Linked DNA regions of Homo sapiens: region 1 is linked to region 2. A link is an interaction called in ENCODE POLR2A ChIA-PET data of the cell type or tissue named here. Cell type or tissue: MCF 10A. All regions are shown on one strand.

The links. Peaks named below come from ENCODE experiments on the same cell type or tissue, not always from the same donor. Only the 100,000 strongest peaks of a DNase experiment are listed, where the experiment ranks them.
Region 1: POLR2A ChIA-PET joins it to region 2 with 11 read pairs; 8 of 35 experiments call an interaction of 5 or more read pairs at or near these places.

What each region holds. Positions count from the first base shown.
Region 1 is chr5:176,500,005-176,502,504 of GRCh38, reverse strand. It overlaps FAF2 (Fas associated factor family member 2), which reads right to left. Exons shown (of 11, transcript NM_014613.3): 10 at 2,359-2,500. Among named protein-coding and RNA genes, the nearest start is that of RNF44, 36 kb to the left of the region's middle. In MCF 10A, no CTCF peak of the experiment used is centred here; no DNase peak of the experiment used is centred here.
Region 2 is chr5:176,446,885-176,449,384 of GRCh38, reverse strand. FAF2 (Fas associated factor family member 2) reads right to left here and starts at 1,000. Exons shown (of 11, transcript NM_014613.3): 1 at 915-1,000. The coding sequence starts at 977. RefSeq lists enhancers at 920-979, 1,290-1,349, 1,430-1,619 and a silencer at 1,060-1,109. In MCF 10A, a CTCF peak has its summit at 1,134 (motif pointing right); a DNase peak (open chromatin) is centred at 1,244.

The DNA of each region.
Region 1 (2,500 bases), 53 kb before region 2:
GGGCTCAAGCGTTTCTCCTGCCTCAGCCTCCCAAGTCGCTGAGATTACAGGCACATGCCACCACACCCAGCTAATTTTGTATTTTTAGTAGAGACAGGGTTTCTCCATTTTGGTCAGGCTGGTCTTGAACTCCCGACCTCAGGTGATCCGCCTGCCTCGGCCTCCCAAAGTGCTGGGATTATAGGCGTGAGCCACAACGCCTGGCCTAGGTTTTTCATATATAGTTTTATCTATCAGAATTTTTAGGGTAGAAATTCCATGTAATTCGTGTGTACAATAGCAAAATTGCTAGTGAACATGAAAGCTAAAATACATACACAAACCCATAGTTAAGAAATGGGACACCAGGGGAAGGAAATTAACGCTAATAACCACCTACTACATGGTGGATACTGTGTGAGGCGCATCCACATTATCTCAATTTAAAAATCCAAAGTTAGAGACATGGGGCCAGGTGCAGTGGCTCACGCCTATAATCCCAACACTTTGGGAGGCCGAGGTGGGTGGATCACTTGAGGTTAGGAGTTCGAGACCGGCCTGACCAACATGGTGAAACCCCATCTCTACTAAAAAAAATACAAAAATTAGCCAGGCATGGTGGCGGCTTCCTGTAATCTCAGCTACTCGGGAGGCTGAGGCAGGAGAATTGCTTGAACCCAGGAGGCAGAGGTTGCAGCGAGCTGCGACAGTGCCACTGCAATCCAGCTAGGGTGACAAGGCGAAACTCTGTCTCAAAACAAACAAAGTTAGAGACATAAGCACTTCCCCCAATATAAATAAATGCATAAATGAGAGAGAAATAAAACAAGGAAGCTATTTGCTTCTCTCTTAACAAAATGTTTCATAACTTTAATTCTGTATTAGTTCTCTGAGTCTTACATTCTGTACTGGCCAATAAGCTCCATGAATTCCAAAACCATGTCTCACTCATCTAAATGATCCCTAGAGTATCTGGCTCACTGCATGACATACCTATGTTCAGTTTAAACTTATCAGAGGGCAGATTACAGTTCTAGTTCACTAATGGGAAATCTGAGGCCCTGTAGAATTTTGCAACTTGCCCAATGTTGTCCAGTTAAACAGGCAGAAGCAATGAATGTACTAACCAGCCTCACCTGACTACAGTGCATCCTCTTTTAATTATGAGGTTTACCCTTGATTATTCTGAGCGATCAGGGAAACTGCAGAATCCACTATAGCTATAAATTTGCAAAGGCAACATACTGACTCTCAGTTTAAATAAATTTTCTTTTGGTTACAAATACCAAAAATAGTAGTTAGTATTTAAGCACTTACTAGGAGCCAGGCACAATGTTAAGAATTTAATTCTAACAACAATCCTACTAGGGAGTGCCTATTATTATTATTATTTATTTTTTTTTTTTACAGGGTCTCTGTTGCCCGGGCTGGAGTGCAGTGCTGCAATCTTGGCTCACTGCTACCTCCGTCTCCCGGGTTCAAGTGATTCTCCTGCCTCAGCCTCCCGAGTAGCTGGGATTACAGGCACGTGCCACCACGCCCAGCTAATTTTTGTATTTTTAGTAGAGACGAGGTTTCACCATGTTGGCCAGGCTGGTCTCAAACTCCTGACCTCAAATGATCCACCTACCTCGGCCTCTCAAAGTGCTGGGATTACAGGCATGAGCACGGGGCCCAGCCGTGCTTATTATTAAACCCATTTTACAGATGAAGAAATTGAGGCTTAGAAATTAAATAAACTGACTAAGGAAACACATCTAGTAACCCTGGAAGAATGAAAATTTGATCCTCATGCTGTGAGGCTCTTGAGTTTCTGCTTTTAATGACTTCCATGTGGAAATGACAAACACTATCACATGGCTATCATATACATAAAGTAGCCTCAGAAAATGGGGCTTCCTTTGGGCTGAGTAGAAAGAGAGAGACAACTGCATCCAAACTGCAAGTGCACTTATATTCAGATATGTCACTTCAGTGCTTTTAGGTCACTGGAGACAGAGCTTTTCCTACAGAGCAGGGGTTCTGGTGGGATTCTGAAGCCAATGCAGGAAGACAGCATGGAAGAGCCTCCCATCTTCAAACACACAAGTCTTTTGAGGGACTTATGTAAGGTACCTTTTTTTCTTAGCAGAGCCGAAACATAATTAAACAAAAACTTAAAAATTGCTTTGAGTTGGAAACTAGAACTGAAGGAGCCTACAGCAGTCCTCGGTACTCTTCCTGGTGTCCACGGATGGCATACCCATCTCTCTCTCTCTCTCTCTGTTCCCTGTTCATCAGAGCAGCAGATACACCAACACCACTCTCAAGAGTCAGTAAAAGCTCCAAATCTATAGCCCAGATGCTACATACACTTCACAGAACTTAGGTGGTCCTTACTGTTAGAGACTGTGAAAAGTGGAATCGTCTCTCTACTCGAGAATCATTAGGTAATTTGAAGATGATCTTGACACTTTCAGGGTCATCAGGGGAAGGTTCAGGGGGCAGGCATTCCAACTTCCTTTCCTTTTCCTCCTGTAAA
Region 2 (2,500 bases):
CAGAGTGGTCTCGAACTCCTGACCTCGTGATTCGCTGGCCTTGGCCTCCCAAAGTGCTGGGATTACAGGCGTGAGCCACCGCTCCTGGCCTGGGGGTAGACATTTTTAAGACAGTCCTTTCAGAGATAAGGAAACTGGTAACAAAGTGCCAAGGTTACCCACCCTAGTGGTATCCTCCAACCATTCTCCAGCTCAGGGGTAAGTGATCAGTGGCAAATGTTCTTAATACAACATCTTGTATTAACATAACATTTCTGCAAGTTACCACCCTCCTCAAGCATAGTTAAGCACAGGAATCCAGGAATAAGCCAAAAGTAATAAATCCCGACAGACCACTGATGACACTTATCATCTTGCATTGTTTCCTCACTTGGTGTCCTCCCACACCTCTAGGGCGGGGACCAGATCTGTGTGTAGGTGCCCCCTCCCCGACCGGAACCCCCAACACGAAACCTGGTATCCAAGAGGCCCCAGTTTGTGGGAGTGTATGTGGAAATGGCATGGGATGCTGGCAGGAGGTTTTCCTGTCAGAGACCCGAAATGACGCCAACTCCGCGGTGGGGACTAAGCTTCTCCGGCAGATATAGACTCGTTGGGCGGAGAGGGTCCGACCGATAACCGGGCTGGGAAGGATGGCTGAGGACTGACGCCGCTAAGGCAAACCAGGGAAGCTGACACGCTGAGGGCACAGAGGCACAGACGAGGCGGGTCTGCCCGCAGCGATGGCTGGAAGGCTAGGGTCCAACAGAGGCTTGGGGGCCGGGGGAATCAGGGCAGTTGGAGTCTGGGGGGGAGGGGGCCGGCCTGCTGGTCTGAGAAGGATCTGAACCCAATCTGAGGAGGGTTCTGAACTCCTCTAGGGGCCTACTCCCCATCCCACGGAGGCATCTGCTGCACCGAGTACTCGCTGCTACCTGAAACTGCAGCAGCTTCTCTGTCTGCTCCTGGGTTAGATCCCGCTCCTCAGGCGCCGCCATTTTGCCGCCGCCTCTACGCTCCTGACCCGTCCGCACCGTCACCCGCCGGAACTGACCTCAGCCACAACCACATCCGGTCTGAACGGCCGCCGGCGCGCAACTGCGTCTGCGCGCGCTGGCCCACTAACCTCCCCCCGCCCCCCGCCACCTCTGGCCGCCGCCAGAGGGCGCCACGCTCGGGCCTATCCCGAACACTTCCGGAAATTGCCGAGGGACTGTCGGTACAAGTCGCTCTTACCATTTAGGCGACGAAAGGATCTGCTAAGATTAGGCGACGAAAGGAGACCTAAGATTCCAGTGCAGTCTTGCAGAGCCGAGAGGGCCCGAATGTGCCTCGAGAAGCTCCGGAGCATCCCGAATGGCATTCGGCTGATTTCGGCTGCTCTCTAACCATTTTCCGGCAACCTCAGATACTCTTGGAGGTTTCTCGGGAGACGCAGCCGTTCCGAAATACCAGCCTTTTGGTCGCTGGCCCCTGACCTAAAGTTTCCAAAAGCTCCTGACCATCTCTCGGGAGGTTCCGAAGGGCTCTGGATACTGGCGCGGCATTTCCGACGCCGCCTTCGAAGCGGAAGCTGTGGGCAGACTTCGGCCACCGTTCCATTGCCGCTTCGGGGTCACTTGCAGGAAGATCTGGACTCGGCTCCCCGGATCCTCGACCATTCATGGCGCCCCCAGTCGTCCGCACAGCTTGCCGTCCACCGCCGTGACTGCGGCGCTGGAACCCCGGCCCGGCATCTGCTTTTCCGTGCCTGGAGCCTTGTCTCTCCGCACTAGCGCTGCACTGGCCCCTTGTCTCTGTGACAGGCGAAGAAAGATCCCTGGACCGGGATTAGGAGACGCGGGTTCTAGTTGCCACCTTGCCAACTGCTGGACATCCTTGGGCAAACCACTTGGGCTCCATTTTGCCATTTGTTGAATGAGATTCCCCAAAAGCCCCTGACGTGCTGCCGCCGCCCCTTCTCCTCGAGGCAGTCCCCTGCCCTTCCCTTCTGCTGCTTACACTACCCTATCACCACCCCTCAATCTCTATCTTCCTCTGCACGTCCCTTGCCCCTTCTAGTCCGCCACCTCTCTTTAGATTTCCCGTTTTCATTTCCACCTCTCCCGCCGAACGCCTCCTCTGCCCACCTTCCAGAGAGGCCTGGGTCTGGTACACGCTTTTCCACTGACCACCTGTGTGATTCTCAGCAAGGCTCTCGGCCGCCTGCGCCCCACCCTCGTCCCCTTGCAGGGTTGATCCGGTGAGACAGAAAAGGCTTTGAGAGCTGGTTCTGTGAAGAGTACATGAAATTTTGGCTACTTCTTTCAGGACTTATCAGGTCTTACCAGGTCTGCACAAACCACGACGTCCTGGAAAAACAGCACATGGTACGCCCTAAAACACAACCCCCAAAAAGTGCTAATTGGAAAAACAAAACAAAACAAAACAAAAACCCTGCAAATTTGGATCTGCATATGAAATCTTTCCGTTTAAAAATGGTGTCGGCCGGGCTCTGTGGCTCACGCCTGTAATCCCAGCG